Linked DNA regions of Mus musculus: region 2 is linked to region 1. A link is a loop called in an ENCODE intact Hi-C map of the cell type or tissue named here. Cell type or tissue: heart. All regions are shown on one strand. Each heading gives the region's core, and the rest is flanking DNA. Links, peaks and the distances in the headings are about the cores only. Region 1 holds the start of Gpc6 (glypican 6). Region 2 holds the start of Gm52112 (a long non-coding RNA gene).

Evidence for each region. Peaks named below come from ENCODE experiments on the same cell type or tissue, not always from the same donor. Only the 100,000 strongest peaks of a DNase experiment are listed, where the experiment ranks them.
Region 2: a loop joins it to region 1, with 3 times the contacts of the local background. A loop is called at or near these places in 4 of 42 quality-filtered maps.

Annotation. Positions count from the first base shown.
Region 1 is chr14:116,921,639-116,930,964 of GRCm38, forward strand. Gpc6 (glypican 6) reads left to right here and starts at 3,659. Exons shown (of 9, transcript NM_011821.3): 1 at 3,659-4,457. The coding sequence starts at 4,298. In heart, for the core only: a CTCF peak has its summit at 4,911; DNase peaks (open chromatin) are centred at 3,713, 4,203, 4,593 and 5,193; H3K4me3 peaks cover 3,924 bases; H3K27ac peaks cover 3,105 bases; H3K27me3 peaks cover 494 bases.
Region 2 is chr14:117,126,364-117,135,689 of GRCm38, forward strand. The region is part of intron 1 of Gpc6 (glypican 6); the gene reads left to right. Gm52112 (a long non-coding RNA gene) reads left to right here and starts at 1,952. Exons shown (of 2, transcript XR_003951116.1): 1 at 1,952-9,326. In heart, for the core only: a CTCF peak has its summit at 5,171; no DNase peak of the experiment used is centred there.

The DNA.
Region 1 (9,326 bases), core at 867-8,866:
TACCTCTAATTTGTTCTCTTAGATTTGTCTCTTGCCTTCAATTTCTCTTGTTCAAGCTTTAGATTGGTGCCCGTGCTTATATTGTTTTCGTTGGAAAACGGCAGAAAAACCAAACACTAGTATTCCTAAACTGCAGGGTACTTATTGATTATGTAATAAGAGGTCCAGCGTCGGATTGGTGACTCAGATTGAAAAGCAGGAGCTTTGAGCATCTCCGCCCTTCTTCTCTGTTACCTCTGTGAGCAAGGCTGTGCTTCCCGTTCACATTTCAACCACCTAACTCTAAGGAGGCAAGAGGTGAGGGAAAAGACACACACACACACACACACACACACACACACACACACACACACACATATACACACACACATTAGTGTTACTATTACCGTGATGAAACACTGTAACGCTGTGACTAAAAGCAACTTGGGGAGGAAGTTTTTTCATTCCTGAAAGCATATGGGACAGGAACTGAAACAGGACAGGAACCTGGAGGCCGAAGATGATGCCGTGGACAAGGAACGGTTTTGTTCCCTGGCTTGCTTCCTAAGACTTGCTCAACAGTCTTTCTTAATGAACCCAGGACCAAGAGCCTGGCTATGGCACCATCCACAATGGTCTGGACCCTCTCCTATCAACCAGTAACAATGAAAAGGCCCTACAGGCTTGCCTACAGCCCCATCTTATGGAAGCATTTTCTCATTTGAAGTTCATTCCACTCAGATGATTAGCCTGTGTCAAGTTAACATAAAACTATCCAGCATGTTTTGTGTGTGTGTGTGTGTGTGTGTGTGTGTACATGCTTAAAGGGGGGGGGGGGGCCTGGATTCCATGGAGCTAGAGTTCCAGGTGGTTGTGATTCACTGGTTCATCTGATATGAGTGCTGAAACTAAGCTTGGATCTCTGAAAATTCAGTAAGCTCTCTCAAATAGTGAGCCATCTTCCTATATTTATCTTGCTTTTCAATCAGGAAAATATTTCTCAGAAATCTCATCTTAAATCACTTTAGTCAGAAATGGTTCCTCCACCCCCGCTCTACAGTATTTAATTGGACAGAAGAAGGATGGCCTGCAGTGACTTAGGTCAAAAGAGATTCTTTCCTTGGGCTGGACATGTTTCGCAAACACATTTCTCAGGGTGATTGACGGAGGATGCCTGATTGGCCTGCCACCCCTGGTTGCTGAAGACCAAGTTGTCTCACTAAGACTCAAAGTCTCTAAAGTTCTGTTTATATTTTGACCCCAAGGATTCTAAAAAACATCTGGGCTTAGAAAATGGATCGGAAACAGGAGTCTTAGTGGCCATAATCTGCGTTTCCAACAAGACCCGATGCCGGCATTTCAATAATCTTTTTTTTTTTTTTTTTTTTTTTTTGTCTATTGAACCAAACATTATATCATACAAATCCAGTCTTCAAAGCTTATCTTCACACACATTCTTCCCATTTCCCATCTCTCTAGCTTAAGCCTCAAATACCTAAAACTGGCACAATGATTCCAGTGTACCTTCTAGCCGCCTACTAAATCTCCTTTCTCTGTTTGCTTCCTCTGAATAATATTCTTCCATCTTCCTTTTCCTTACTCTGCCTGGTATAGACGTGGCAGCTGTCATTCAAGACCTTGGTCAACAGGTTTACCTAAGTCATAGATACTCTCTTATTCTCAACGGATTTCTATCACATCCCCTTCCCATTGCCATGCCTCATCAAGCTGTGGCCTCAGGTAGAATCCTGGCCTCATTCCTTTAACACCACTTCGAACAATGCCGTATTACACAATATGTGGGCTAGGCAAATGACCTAAGTCCTTGCTCTGACTAAAGTTCACAAAACAGCCCCAAACTTGTTGACCCTTCCAGTAGAATTAAGCTCATCTCTTTATGCTTGCTGAATCTGGTAATATTCTGTGTGTTAGCCTTCTTACAAGTCTACAGTGGCAACAGCTACTGACTTATAGGAGTATGGAGTGCTCGTCAAATATAAGAGGATTAGCCAAACTTCAGGTAATCATCATGACCCACCTCACTCAATGGCCTTTTTGATGCATATGTGTTTGCCAGTGTACACAACCTTTGGTGTGTGCTCAGAATTGCTATCTACCTTCTTGAAAGTGTGTGTGTGTGCGTGTGTGTGTGTGTGTGTGTGTGTGTGTGTGTGTGTGTGTGTGTGTATGTGTTTCCAGAGGCCAGAGGGGTCAGATATCTCTGGAACTGGAATTACAGGAGTTTGTTTGTGAGCCATATTGTTGGGGAGCTGAGAATCAAACTCTTGTCCTCTCAAGAACAACATGTGATCTTAACTGCTGAGCCATCTATCCCTTCAGCCCCCTGACTACCTCCTTGGAGACTGACTGCAAATGGCTTAAAGCTCCTCAACTAGACTAGACTTCTTTCTGTTCCCTGAGCGCTAGCATTTTGTATGAACTTTTGAAGATGCGACAAGCAAGCACTCTATCACTCTATAAGGAGGATGACGGGCTAAAGAGGAGTTCTTGGAAAAGAAGATGTGCTGAACAATTCCGACAGTAACGAAGGTGCCTAGGATAGAGGCAAATGCAAGGATTTAGGCTCCAGGAGTCGCTCTGGTCACCAGTCATCAGGAAACCAGCATCCTGCAGATTTATACTTCAGTACTACAGAACTAGGCCTGACCCTGTACTGACTTCTCAGGAACTGGGAGACCAGTGTCCACAAGGCCTCACTACTGGATAGCATTTCTTTTCTTCTTTTTCTGATTGGTTAGTTTCAGGAGCTGTGGGTTTCAGGGCAGACTTAAGTATATTTGATCTCTGTGCTCATTAGCGTGAAGAAAGGCTCAGGAAGTTGGTTAAACCCGAATTTTCACTTGCATCCCATTTCACAGACTTCTGAGAACTTGGGAGAAAATGTTAAGGTTATAGTGTTTGAGAGAATCTGATGAGAGAAGATTACAACACCTTGTCCCTCCTGGGGTCCTGTTTCTTGCATGGCCAGCAGCCATTGTTTTATCTTCACATGCCCTAAGCCTAGTGATTTAAGAATCCAGTGTTTTGTAGGTGGAACCTCTCTCTCTCTCTCTCTCTCTCTCTCTCTCTCTCTCTCTCTCTCTCTCTCCTTCCCTCTTTGTGTGTATGTGTGTGTGTGTGTGTGTGTGTGAGAGAGAGAGAGAGAGAGAGAGAGAGAGAGCCGACAGGAGAGGAGTAAAGACCTATGGCCCTCTATCTGTTCTTAGGAAAAAACAAAACAAAACAAAACATTAAGATGAGCCGAAAGCAGCTACCACCTAGAGAGGTGGCTTTGGCCCCGTTCCTAGGTTTCTTTTCTGCTCATTTCTTCCCTGGCTTTGTGTTAGGTACACTGGGGCAAGAGCAACAATTGGAAATGCAATATTCTTTATCTCCAGAAAAATATAGCGTGATAACATTTACTCTCCTCAAACACTTTGTCTTTTTTGGTGGTTTGTTTATATCAGGAAAGGGAACATCTCGGAAGTGTGTGGAGGCCATAAAGTGATTGAGAAAATAGGGACCTTTTGCTGGTAATCTTTCCCCTCCTGCCTAGTGGCTCGCGATCCATTCCAGGTTTTGCGGCCGACTCTGCCTCTGAATTTCGGCTGTGCACTGGGTAGCACGTTTCTCCCTCTCTCCCTCCCCTCCTTTCTCCTTCCCTCTTGCCTCCTGTGTCAGTCTCCAGGATTTTCTCTCTTCCCATTTCAAGAAGACTCTCACTGGCTCCCTCAGTCTATGTGAAGCTGAGGTTTCCCCTCGATCCCGTACATCTCCATCACATACCTCCACGCACACACCTCCCCGAGAGCCCCGCGTTCACACCCACAAACACGCGCGCTCACACTCGCGCCGGCCTGTCCATCTCCCTCGGGGTGGGGGGAGCCGGCGCGCGGTCCCACCTTCGTCGCGCACACTGGATAGGCGAGCTCGCAGCGCTCCACGACTCTGCGGCTCGGAACTCGGACCGCAGGGCTGAACACCCCTACTGTGGTGTTTAAAAAAAAAAAAAGACATTTCTTTGCCTTTTCCTCTTTTCTCCTCTTTCTCCAACGATTTTCTACCGGAGTGGCTAGCGGAGCCGGCAGCCTTCCCAAGGCAGCCCTGGTTGGCTTGCCATCCTCCATCTGGCTTATAAAAGTTTGCTGAGTGCAGTCCAGAGGTCTGCGCGGCTCGTCCCCTCGGCTGGCGGAAGGGGGTGACGCTGGGCAGCGGCTAAGGAGCGCGCCGCAGGCTCTGGCGGGCTTTCGGCTCGAGGGGCAAGGTGAAGAGCGCACAGGGAGCTGGGGGCTGCCGAGGTGGACTTGCATGTTGCACCATGCCTTCTTGGATCCGGGCTGTGATTCTTCCTCTCTCCGGGCTGCTGCTGACCCTCCCGGCCGCGGCGGACGTGAAGGCTCGGAGCTGCAGCGAGGTCCGTCAGGCTTACGGTGCCAAGGGATTCAGCCTGGCGGACATCCCCTACCAGGAGATCGCAGGTAAGCGTGGGCCCCGGGCCCGCTGCAGCCCCGAGAGGCGGCGGGGCGCCCTCTCCCTACCCCCTGTTGCTCAGTTGGTGCTCACTTTCTGCGGGTACCTCCCAGGGACCCCGCGTCCCTGCATCCAGGCGGCGGAGGCTGATCCCGTTTTTCGGGCGGGAGGAAGGTGTGCGTGCCCGCCGCCTCATTGTGTGCACACGCGGGAGCACCCTCGTCCCTCGCCCCTCTCTCCCTGCATTTGCTCCCGCGCCCTGCTACCTCCGTGGCTGGCCTAGAGCCTGGCCCGGCCGCTGGAGCAAAGGACGGTGGAGTGAGGACGGCTAGCGGAGGCAGAAAGCGGAGCCGGGCGCCCATAGCATCCCCCTCGCTGGGGCAAACTTGGGAGAACTGCGGCCGCAGTTTGCTCAGCGCCACCGTCTGAGTGGCGCCTTCTCCACTCCCGCCTTCGCGCCGGCGGGGGCGGTGGAGAGACGCGGAGATTCCCCTACTCAAGCTCTCTGCTCTCCAGGTCCTTTCCAGGGACTGGGCGCCCGGCTCCTGGGCTGGGGACGGGCCACTAAGGGGACCCATTGCTCGGGTCTCTAGGATCTGCACGTTGGAGTCCCGAGGCAGTTGGAGGAGGTGTCTTAGTACTCTGTCTGCTTCAGATTTGGGGCGGACTTTCCCATTAGGGTGCCCCAGTGCTTCCCGGACTGCGGTTGGTCACTCGGGCTGAGGAGACAACCGGGCCACCCGGCGTGGCGCCGGGTCCCGAGCATGGCCTCCCGCTCTGGCCGGCTGGTGCACGCGGAGCCAACTTAAGCAAGTGACCCGATGGGGGCGTTCGTCTCCGGGGTCTGCACTTCAGGTTCTCCGGCTCTCCTGGTCACAAGCATTCCTTCCTCCCGAGCTCTCGAGCCCCCACCCTCTGCCGGAGCAGCAACTTGCAGAGCAGCCTGGGTGTGTGTTTTCCAGCTCTTAGCGCCAACCGACTCCTAGCTTCTTTGGGGCTCTGTGAATGAAACGTGTCGGGGACAGATAATCCTTTGGCTGCTAGGGAGCCGAGCTGAAAGAGGCCAAGGGGAGACTAGGGATGCTGTGAGGGCGCGGGCTGCTCAAACCGGGTAGCTGAAGTCGTCCTATGTGACCTCAGATCGCTAGATCTCCACCAGACACTGTTTTTCCAAAGAACTGGTGGACTAAAGGAAAACACTTGCAAATATCGTAAAACATCTTAGTTTTTAATACGTTGTGGAATTAATGCTTTATGACGATCGGCTTCGAAACGCTGGGGTGAGGGTCTTTACTTATATTTCTATCAATTTGGGTATTACTAAAAGGAAAACAAACCACGCTTATGTATCATAAACAGCGTGGTGCTTTATGTAGAAGGAGCCCCCTTCCCCCTTCCGCACCCTCTCCCCAATTCACAGCTAGGCGTTCCGTTCCCTGGATCTAGTAAGCTTGAGAAAGTGTAGTGAATTATAAGAATACTTACTCTTCAGTCTCTGGGATTTCGCCCACCCGACTTGAGCACTCCCTAATTTGTTAATCAATGACTAGAAAGGCAGTGCTCCTGCAACTCCTTAAGTTTCTTAACCACCATTCCCTTTGTCTACTGTTATTTCATTCTTTCTAATTAATTGATAAGGATCAGCTTCACCTTTTTAACTCACCACATCTCAGGAAATTCAACTTTTAAAACGTTTAGAGTTGGGCTCCCTTCTAGGAACTCGTTTTTTTTCTCCTCTAATCTGGCCATTTTAAAACTGCATCTTTTAAACACACATATTTCCCAACATGATTTCAGAAGATAAGATATCTTCAAGAAGAAAACAGCAAAGTATTTTTAAATTGCATCGGTATTCTTTAGTAGATTCTGAGACTCTCAGGAGACTTGCCTTGACCCTCGGCACCGTCCGGGCGCCTGGCTATGGGGCAGATGGCTATTGTAAATCATTTCTGTAGTCACCAATTACTTTGCAGGAGACTATTCTCAGTGGCTGTACTCATTGTCCAGGAGTTAACTGCAGAGGGCTTTGCTTGTATACTTTTTGTCTTCCCCATTGTTTAAAAAAAAAATCACAGACTGTTAACAGCTCTGAGTCCCTGAAATATATCCACCCCACTGAAATCACCTCTAGCAGGATGGAGGAGGAGCTGAGGACTTTATCTCAAGCCCGGTGGGTGTCCTTCCTACGATGCTGGTGGACAGGATCACGGTCCCATGGAGTCAAAGGCACGTTGGGGAGGAAAAGAATGAATTGTGAGATAACTGAAGGGCTTTTATTTGGGGGCAAAGCGTTTTGTTTTGTTTTTTTCCAAAATAAACTTTACTCAGCGCTAAAGTACATTGCATTTACTATTGCTGTTGGAATAACCACTTAGGAAATATGGTGTTATTAAATAAACACACTCTCCCTCTCTCCCTAGCTCTTGGCAACATTTACATTTCATTATGCAGTATAGGGTAGAGTCTGTGTGGTGGTTTTCCTATCTTAAACCCTGAGTCATCCTTTGCCTTGCTTACACATCCAGTGGTTTGCTTGAGAAATGGTAGGAATTTAAAAGAACTGCTGTTCAGGCTCCAGATTCCAGTTGAGCCATGTTTGCAAGTAGCTTGCTTAGTGAAAATAACTGCGATGTAATAAGAACATTATATTTCATCTCAACATTATTAAACTTTTACTCCAAGCTCACAATTGTAGAACAATGTTGCCCTTTTCAGGGTAGAGAGAAGCTCTTCTAACTGCCAGAGGGGGGGCTCTAGGTAATATATAAATCTAGGAAGTGCCTTCAGAGGGAGAGTCTGCACCATCAATCTTCATGCAGCCTTGATTTTAAACCCATGCCGGCAGATTAGATAGACTCTCCGATTTGGAAGATTTCCAAAGGAGCTGACTCTTGAGCCCTTCTCAGCGATCCATTCTAATATTTCAGGATTCCTGTGGTACACGCAGTGTTTCCTGACATCTAGCCAAAAGGCTTCACAATAGCCGTGCTTGTTTTTTCTTCTTCTGTGTCCTGGGAAGATCCTAAGCTTAGAGCATCAGGAGCTTGGGTAGGAACAGTCTTATCTGCTCACTACTCCCGCAACACTCAGCAATTCCCATTTCTTCCTGGTGCTACACTTCTCAAAGAGCTTTATAGCAGATTATAGCAACTGTTTGTGCTGGGGTGCAGATTATCTGTACAGTGCTTGTCTGCTGTGCCCAGGGCACTATGTCTCTAGCAACACATGCATACCTTTACACATACACTCAAACACTCACACCCACTCATGCACGCACACACACATTCACCCATTATCCCCAACAATGAAGCATCTCACCCTTATAACTATGGGAATCCAGAGACTGTTATTGTAGGGTTTCTTACATGTAGTCTTTTTGAGATCTTAAATTGTACTATTTCTTAGGTCAGAGTAACTTTGTAGCTTAACATGGTTCTTTTCTCTTTTATCTAATGTAACTTTGTGTAATGCTTCAAGTCTATAGGAATTCTGTGCCCATCACCTATTCATACTCAATACTTAAGCAGGCCATATGGCTCAGCTGGTTAAAATGCTTGGTGCCAGACCTAAGAACCTGAGTTTGATTGCTGGGACCCACCTCTTTTTTTTTTTTTTTTTTTTTTTACTTTTATTTATTTATTTATTTATTTATTTATTTTTATTACATATTTTCCTCAATTACATTTTCAATGCTATCCCAAAAGTCCCCCATACCCTCCCCCCCCCCCACTTCCCTACCCACTCATTCCCATTTTTTTTTTTGGCCCTGGCGTTCCCCTGTACTGAGGCATATACAGTTTGCGTGTCCAATGGGCCTCTCTTTCCAGTGATGGCCGACTAGGCCATCTTTTGATACATATGCAGCTAGAGTCAAGAGCTCCGGGGTATTGGTTAGTTCATAATGTTGTTCCACCTATAGGGTTGCAGATCCCTTTAGCTCCTTGGGTACTTTCTCTAGCTCCTCCATTGGGGGCCCTGTGATCCATCCAATAGCTGACTGTGAGCATCCACTTCTGTGTATGCTAGGCCCCGGCATAGTCTCACAAGAGACAGCTATATCTGGGGACCCACCTCTTTGTAGGAGAAAACCAATTCTCCCAAGCTGTCCTCTGATCTCCATATGTGGTCAAAGACACCTACATACACACATAAACACAAGTTCAAAGAGAGAGAGAGAGAGAGAGAGAGAGAGAGAGAGAGAGAGAGAGAGAGAAAGCACTACCAAAGTTTTGATATTTGATAGATAAAAGACGACAACTATTTTTTAAATATCAGGCCCATGAGTGACTCAGCTAACAGTTGTTGAGACAAAAGCTGAAATCCAGGAGTGCTGGTTTGACAGTTGGTCAACCAATCTCTAGTTTGGTCCATTGTTCTACATAATTAAGTCTCCAGCATTTGTTGGATGTACAACATACAAGACCTAATCTTTAACCCTCTTATATGTGTTGTTGGCCAATACATCCATCTATATATTCTTACAAAGTTATGTGTGCTGAATTTATATTGAGTTGCAACACCATTCCCCAAATACCTTGAATTTTGATTTTAGCTTCCTGGGAATTGGTCACCCTCTACCACTACCACTTAATAACACATCTCTACATTTCCTGACTCATTTTTATTGTATTTATATGGTTCTATAAAGCACATACATTGGTTTCTTTCTGTGTACTGGGTCTACTAGAGCATTAGCTTAGTCCAAAACCTGGAATATTGGGTTAGCCAAACAAAGTTTACAATAGATTGCTACCCATAGGGTAGAAGCTGGAGCAAAGTCCTATTTCCACTGACTGGGACAAAATTTAAAACCAACCATTTTTAACATGTACTTTATCTCTCTCAGGTATGTCTGGAGTTGGGGCACAGTTGAACAT
Region 2 (9,326 bases), core at 908-8,907, 200 kb after region 1:
ATTGCCTTTTTCCATTCTTTCTGCTGGCCCTCAGAGCTTCAGTCCTGTCCTCTCCCCCAACACCTGATCACTTATTTATTTTTAAATTTCGTTTTGATATTACAATATCATTTCTCCCTCTCATTTCCTCCTCCATGCACAGCATACATCGCCTCCTTTGTTGTTTTTCTAATTCCTGGGTTTTCTGCATAATGTTACGTGTATATACATCACTTAGTATTGTATAATCAATTGGTATTCTTTTCCCCAGGGAAACTATTTTTTTTAACTTTTCCAATTTTTTATTATGTATTTTCTTCATTTACATTTCAAATGCTATCCCAAAAGTTCCCTATACCATCCCCCTATCCACCTACTCCCACTTCTTGGCCCTGGCGTTCCCCTGTACTGGGGCATATAAGTTTGCAAGACAAAGTGGCCTCTCTTCCCAATTATGTCCCACTAGGCCATTGTCTGCTACATATGCAGCTAGAGACACGAGCTCCGGGGGGGGGGGGGGTACTGATTAGTTAATATTGTTGTTCCACCTATAGGATTGCAGACCCCTTCAGCTCCTTGGTTACTTTCTCTAGCTCCTCCATTAGGGGCCCTGTGTTCCATCCAATAGGTGACTGTTAGCATCCACTTCTGTGTTTGCCAGGCACTGGCAGAGCCTCAGGAGAAACAGCTCTATCAGGGTCCTTTCAGCAAAATGTTGCTGGCATATGCAATAGTGCCTGTATTTGGAAGCTGATTATGGGATAGATCCCTGGGTGGGGCAGTCTCTGGATGGTCCATCCTTTCGTCTCAGCTCCAAACTTTGTCTCTGTAACTCCTTCCATGGGTATTTTAAGAAGGGGCAAAGTATCCACACTTTGGTCTTCCTTCTTCAATGTGTTTTGCAAATTGTATCTTGGGCTAATATCCACTTATTAGTGAGTGCATATCATGTGAGTTCTTTTGTGAACTCAGGATGATACCCTCCAATTCCATACATTTGCCTAGGAATTTCATAAATTCATTGTTTTTAATAGCTGAGTAGTACTCCATTGTGTAAATGTATCACATTTTCTGTATCCATTCCTCTGTTGAGCTACATCTGGGTTCTTTCCAGCTTCTGGCTATTATAAATAAGGCTGCTATGAACATAGTGGAGCATGTGTCCTTCTTACCGGTTGGGACATCTTCTGGATATATGCCCAGGAGAGGTATTGCTGGATCCTCCGGTTGTACTATGTCCAATTTTCTGAGGAACCACCAGATTGACTTCCAGAGTGGTGTACAAGCTTGCAACCCCACCAACAATGGAGGAGTGTTCCTCTTTCTCCACATCCTTGCCAGCATCTGCTGTCACCTGAATTTTTGATCTTAGCAATTCTGACTGATGTGAGGTGGAATCTCAGGGTCATTTTGATTTGTACTTCCCTGATCATTAAGGATGTTGAACATTTTTTCAGGTGCTTCTCAGCCATTTGATATTCCTCAGGTGAGAATTCTTTGTTTAGCTCTGTGGGATGCTATTTTTCTACTCTGGACTTTCTTTTGCTATCTGTAGTTCTTCGTCTAGGAATGATATCTTGTAAGTTTTTCTCTTCCACTTAATCATACCCTAGATGTTGTTCTTTTTTCGGTTGTGTTTTGGCGGTCATGTCTGTGACATTAAGGCCTCCTCTTCCTCCTCCTCCTCCTCTTCCTCCTCCTCCTCCTCCTCCTCATCCTCTTCCTCCTCCTCTTCTTCCTCCTCCTCCTTCTCTTCTTCCTCCTCCTCTTGCTCCTTCTCTTCTTCCTCCTCCTCTTGCTCCTTCTCTTCTTCCTCCTCCCTCTTCTGTTTCTCCTTTTTTTCTCTTTTTAGAGTCCTGACTTTCCCGGAACTCACTCTGTAAACCAGGGTTGCTTTGAACTCACAGAGACCACCTACCTGTGCCTCTGCCTCTGGCCTCTGCCTCTGCCTCTGCCTCTGCCTCTGCCTCTGCCTCTGCCTCTGCCTCTGCCTCTGCCTCTGCCTCTGCCTCTGCCTCTGCCTCTGCCTCTGCCTCTGCCTCCTAAATAGGAGGATTAAAAGTATACACCACCATATTAGGAAGGTTTAGGCTTTCTTAACAAGATTTAAAAACATGTTTCGTTTTCCTCAATGTAGCTACTTCAAGATAGTGAACTCATAGGTCTTAGTGAAGAACCTACAACCACCATGTAACAAAACTATGATATTCTCTAACTATATTTTAAATAATTGTCCCTTTATGCACAGATAAAGTTCTTCTCATCCTCATTACGGAAACTTCATTGTACATAAGGTAGAGACCATTACACAAGACCACAGTAGATCAATATGTAGAGTTGTGGGGCTTAGTCCCAAATGATGCATCTACAACTCACCTCTTGTCTTAAGGCTCATGTGGAAGAGGACCCAGACACAGACTGTAAGCACCGGAGAAACAGAGAGTTTGCTATGTGATGCTATCTTCTGAAAATGTCAGAGTGCCTACTACATTCATTTATTTTAAGGAGTTATTTGTTTTATTTGAATGAATGTTTTGCATGCATGCGCATAAGTATACCCCATGCCTTGAGGCCATGGACGCCAAAAGATGGCATCTGATGCCCTGAAAATGGAATTGTGTCTAGTTGTGAGCCATCCTGTGGGCTCTGGGAGATGAACCAAGCTTCTTTGCAAGAACAGGTGCTCACTGAACTCTCTCTCCAGCCCTTATTCATCTCCTTATTTGTTTCAATTATTTTTTCATTTTTAGAGATTACAGTATAATTATATCATTTCTCCCTTGCATTTCCTTCTATCCCACTTTTTCATATTAGATACTATTATTGTACATAGAGATATATAATACATAGAGATACAATTCAGTATCTTTGAGGCCAGTTTATTTTGAAAGCTAGCATTACTCCTACTCAATTGGCAGCTATCATTAGCAATAGCTGTTTATAGTATGAACAAGCTATAGGCACATAGCCCACTTCTGTACAATAACATTGCAACTGTGGGCCTCTGCACGCTGAAATAGTTCAGATACACAACTCATTGAAGGCCATTGATAAATTTTGCCATATTACACATGAATGCCAGTCCTTGATTACTGAGCATGCCCACCTCTACACTGCTGTCATGTCGGAGAGAAAAATAACTTTCCCAGGAATGATGGTTGGCTTCCCTTTCTTCATCCCGTTGTGCATTTCAAGTTAGACATCCAACATGAAATGACATCGTAATTTTAAATGATAGCACATCTTCTTTTGTGTTCTCACTTGGGCAATTCAAAGGCCTGGAAATGACCACACTGAGAGCAGGATATTGAGTACTTAAAAATAAGTATAAACACACAGGAAAGAGTGTTAGTGGTCAAGGTCTCCCCCCGTAAGGATTTGGATTTGGTTCCCAGCACCCACATTGTAGTTCTCAAGTGCACATTATGCCAGCTTCAGGGAGTTCAGACTGTCTTTCTGATCTCTGTGGACACTGTACACATATATTGATCCAACACATACACGCAAATAAAACATTTTTAAAAGAATAACTAATATGAACAAGTTGTTTTCTGAGGTGCATACCATTAATATAATAGCAATCATTGAAACCAAGTATCTTACATTTATCATTGCTAAATATTACACTTGAGTTTCTAGTTTAGCCGAAATATTCATTATTATATAGTAGAAATCAGGGATAGACTTAGGTCATTGTCATCAAGCCTCTGAGACTAATTTGATGGCTTAACTATCAATATTCTTGGTGAAGGTATAATCTATTGCCAATACTTTCATATTTAACATTTAAAAGTATTTCTTTTTAATAAAAATCATTGATGTTACTTTAGTCTAACATAGATTTTAAGTATTTAGTTTTCTTTAAGAATACATGGAAGTTCCCATATGGTTAAGACATAAATGTATTTCTGATTAATTTCAAATATGTGTTTGTTGTCCCGTGACATCATTATAAGTCATTGTCCCATTAATGGTATAAGGAAAAGGTCCTATTGCTTCAAGGACAGTGGGGTTGCAATTATCCACTAAGATTTTTAGGTTATTTATAATTTGTAACTGTCCTCTGGTTTTTGGCTGATAATTACATATTTCTATGATGTTGAAACAAGTCTTCATCCTTCCAAAGAAAACCCAAGACAATGACCAAGTCAGTAAGTTCCCAGTACACATTGGAGACATGTCAAAATCTACTTAACTATCATAAACAAACAGAGCACGATTTTCCCTTGAATAAACAGGGGCCAGTGAACAGCAGGACATTTGGAAGCAAACTTACATATTCTAGGGCTCTGAGTTAATATCATTTTCAAGGATTATTCTCATGTATTCAGCTAGAATGGAAACATAAATGGAGTCTGATTCTTTGCTGGAGGAAATGATTTTCTGAAAGGAAGCTGGTGTTGAGAACTCCTTTAATTACTTCTTTCATAACTATTTGTTTCTTAGACACCAAATAAGTACAATTTTAACAGCAGGTGTCCTTTTTAATAAAAGAAAAAAAATGTATGAAACCCTTTAATCTTAGTATACTGCTGTATATGAGAACCACTTCTTTAAAATTATTATGTAGGATATTCATTGGTACTTGGATTAGTGTTTTCGAAACTGGAGCTGATTTTCTCTTGTGGGGGTTATTACGAGAGCTGAGACATTGTTGCCGAATGTTTTAGGATATTTATTGTGTACTGACCATGAGAATGATTAAACCTGTTGGAAAGGTAATTTCACCCCATAGATTGTTCAGTCTGGAAACCACTTGATGTTCGAGTTTCAACTCAGGAAGCTTTCTTGTCTCAGTAGTGAATTTAGACTGCTTTCGGTTCTACTGGATAGGTTTAGTTCTCTGGAAACCAGGTAAGGAGACCGACATGGAAACCTGCCTGAATGTAAGCAGCCAATGAAGCGCGGCATGACATCCTCATCTGTAAGTCATTCTGAACAACAGCAGTCTAACTCTGTTAGCATTGCATCAACACCCCCAGAGTTTACAAACAAGTTGTTCTGTGCTGATGCTGGCCGGAGGCAAGCCCAGCTACTGGATGTAGTCATCCTTACCCAGAATGCTTGCTGGAGCTTCTGCAGGCACAATGTAGGGAAGATGATTTGTAGTGATGCCAACTGGGATTAACACTGGGATACAATGGCTGCTGTCTCAGATAAACTGACCTATGCTCATGTTGCAATAGTATGAAATGACCACCAGGGGCACACTAGCACTCCAAGGAGAACCAATAGTGTAGACAACATTCCAGTGTCTAAACAAACATATACTCCAACTTACTTTATTAGTGCCTCAGAGATAGATGACACTGTTGAAATAATCTTTGAAATCCCTCTAAAGACAACCAATCTCTGGTATGCTGGACTTTTTCAGGGAGAGAGAAATTCAAAACCATTCTATAGCTGGCTACACAAAGGCAATGAGAAAGGGGGGATTTTCTTTGCAGTACTACAGCTTAAGCTACTGACGGAACAAATCACAAAGAATTGTTTGCCTGGAGGCTAGCTGAACCAAATGCCATCTCTACTTTGAAGGATAGACTGTGTAACTAGAATGAGGCTGTATCACACTTTTAAAAGGGTGTGCCTGCTTGGAAAGAGGAGTCAAAGCGTGTTACCTGCCAGGAGCCCTTGACATGTTCTCTTTACTTATGTATCTGTCTGTATCGATATGAATGCCTACATCACTCTCTACCTAGCATCTATATTTTGTTCTAGAACCTTTTGTAGTCCAAAGATAGTCTTCAAAAGAGGTTGAGAATCTGAGATTTCAACGTCCCTATTTTAACCTGGAAGAGCTCACTTACACAAAGGTACCAGAATAAAGATCTTAGCTGGCAAATAAATGTACAGATCTAGGATGTTTGCACAATTCTGGGAATAGGTATTCCAAAAATTTCCTAGGAACGACATAAAGTCAATGTTGTAGGCCTAGAAAACACAAGCAAGGGCAAGCATTGCTTTCTTTCCTTTGCAATGAGTAGAGAAGCTACAGGAAGGAGAACCATCCAGGTTCACGAGGATGGAGAATCCATGTTCATGAGGGTGACAGGCATGGACTGAGAAGCAGACATACAACACGGTCTCTGGGAGCAAAGCAATAATTCCTTTCCCACGGTGAGTTACACAGAGACATCAGGGGCCAAGTTCCTCTAGATTAATTTATTTTGGAAACAGAAAGAAACAAGACATGCATAGAGGAAGGAATCTGTGAAGTCATTCCTGAAAAATGAAATTTCTAACCAAGGCAAGATAAAAGCTGCATTTTGGAAACATTGATAAGTGAATGTCAAATCATACATTTCTTATGAGGCAATTTGGTTACTTTGGCAACGAAGCTATAACTTCTTGTTTCTGATGAGCACTGTTCCTTTCATTTCCACCTGTGGCTTTTGTCACTGTGTCTCCAAGGGATGCTAATGCTCAAATGAAAACTAATTAACATTTTAAAGTGTAAAATATACACATTGATTTAGGGGGTATGTTTCCTTAATATTGCGTTCACTGACACATAAAAACACATCCTGCTGATTTCTTCGCTTCTTTAAAGGGGAGGCCTCTGCGATGCTTAATTAAATTTAGTGTTCTTCTTATTATCTTGGTTACATTTTCCATTTTCTAGTAAATAAAGCTGGTGAAATTTAAGCTGGGTACTAGAAACTAGATTTTGCATACAAATTACTCCTTTAGAAAGTAGCCATGCGAACACAAACAAGCACTGTTTTTTTTTTTTTTTTGAAGCAGCAGTTTTGTCAAGATATAATTTACACAAAATACAATTTATCTCTTAAAGCATACATCACGTTGAGTATTAGTATATCTTCATTGCTTCCAAACCACAGTTTCCTTTTCTAGAGCATTTTGGCACACACTGAAATCTCATACCCTTTTCTAGACCCCAGTTGGCACCACTCAGTTTTCTAGGGCCATGCGTTTGTCTACTGAATTCCTGGGAAATGTGCTTTTCCTTCACTCCATGATGTGACACCAGCAGAAGTCCACCCATTTTGTGATCTAATAATATTCCACCCAGTGTAATTTTCCCTCTATTTACATACAAAGCCATTAGCAGACCTTTCAGTTGGTTCTGCGTTTTTTGTAATAAATAATGTTATTTGGAACACGTGTTGCCAATTCTATTTGTGAATATATATTTGAGTTCTCTTGAGTACACATCTTGGAATGGAATTGCTGGATCACCCAGTGAGTCTGTGTTGAAACTGTGCTGGGAGTAGCTGCCCACAATCTCACCGAGCAGCCTTGCCCCTTAGTGGGCTACTGGTGCATGGGAAGCCCCGTGCTCCCGACTGCAGCGATGGTTGGTCTTGTTTGCTCCTTTGATTTCACTCACCCAAGGGTTATAATGTCCTGTAGTCAGTGGCTCTGACTTTCAATTCTCTGATGGTCAACAATGCTGAATGTCTTCACAAGGACCTAGTGGTCACTTGTGCAGCATCTTCAGAAAAGTGCACGTTTAGTTAATTTGTCTGCAAATAGTCTTTTATCTTGCCCATTCTCTCTTCATTTTCTAGATAGTTTCTTTTGATTTTGTTTTTAGTTTTAGTGATTTTGGTGTAATTTTCATTTATTTTTTAAATATATACTTTTGATATTTCATATGACTCTTCCCAAGTTCAGAACAATGAGTGGTTTAGTCTTGTTTTTTTTGTTTGTTTGTTTGTTTGTTTTTTGTTTTTTTTTCCCTAAGAATTTTATTCCGTTAGTCTTCACACTTGCTTCTGTTGAGGTCACATTGGCATTTCTGATGATTCTGGTCTCTTGCTCCATCCTCCTGTCTATAGATAAAATATAAATATTATAGTCTCACTTCTTTAAAACAGTTTGGCACTGGGAGCAGAAAAGGTAGGAATTATTTTATTTCTAGACTTTCAGTTTTCCTCCATTATTGTCTTTGTCTGTCTTCATGTCAGAAGCTTATTGTCTTGGCTCCTGTGGTGTAATAGCAAGCCTTGAAGTAGCACATGAGGCTCCTGCAGCTTTTCACTTGAAGTAACCGTTCAGGCTCTTGGGTTGCCCTGCGTGTAGTGTGAAGTTTAGATTCCACTTCTCAGTTTGTAAGGAATTGCTCTTGATCTAGGGCCAATGTAGAGTGCTAACACCGTCCTTTTAGTTTGTGACATCACTTATTGAAGATTTCACTTCTTGTAGTTAGGCTTTGCAGCTTCCGGTGTGTAAGTCTTGTATTTCTCATTATTTTTATCCCTAAGCAGTTCATTCCTAACTGCGTTTTTACACATTCCCTTTCAGCGCACAGAAATAACATTCTTTTCATGTGATGTTTTTATCATCTACAACTTTGCTGAAGTCCCTTATTACTTCTATGTTTAATAGTTCCCCAAGTTTCTCTCTATCCACACGATAGTAGTCTTATCATAGAGACATCTTCATTCCCTTCCAATCTGAGTGCCTTTTCTTTCCTTCCCTTGCCTAATTGCTGTTCTGATAGTGTGATATTTTAAAAGGATTAATTCACCTAAGGTAAGATGGAGACTAATTGGTTGTATTCTCCTAAAGTTAGCTTTAAGCTTTGTTCAAAGAAAATTCTAAAATCAAACACTGAAATTTACATGAATTAGATGAAAGTTAAAGTCTCTCTTGAGAAGGTGAAGCTTGGAAGTGTTTAAGGTCCTGTGCATGGTTGTCCACTTCAGCTATAGATATCTGAACCTGGGCCACAGCAGCAATCACTGCTCTACGCTCTGATCTTTTGGGTATTTTCTTCTAAAACATGCATTCTTAAAGTTCTATTAATAGGGGTGAAGTTCATTGAAGTACAAACTCGTGCATAAAACCATACAATAAATATTTCATGTCACCTGTGGTTTTTGTTTCTGTTTATTCTTGCAGGTTTGTTTTATATTTCTAGGCAAGTGCATTCTTAGCCATTCATTTGACCTGTATACCAAGAAGAGAAGTTTCCTCTTATCTGTCATTTTTGTCATTTTATTTTTTTGGTGCTAGTTTTCTGTGAGGAGCCACTTGACTTTGTGGTACCCATGACTTAGTAATTGGCACTGGGAAGGTCAGAGAGTCTGATGTTTGCTACAATGTATTGGAAAAATATCCTAAATAAACTAAGCCAAGCACACACACACACACACACACACACACACACACAATCTATGGGAATAGGTAATTAAACATACAATTTACATAGAAATTCTAGAAATAAACAATTTGTTCATGTTACCCTATCCGTTGTTCTAAGTAGGGTGATGAATATGCATTGAGCACCCCTAAAACAATCAGCCAGGGCCTGAGTCATGACATCAGTACTGTCTCCAAAGGTTCTGTCCTAGCCCACACTCATCACCAGAACCTTAGGA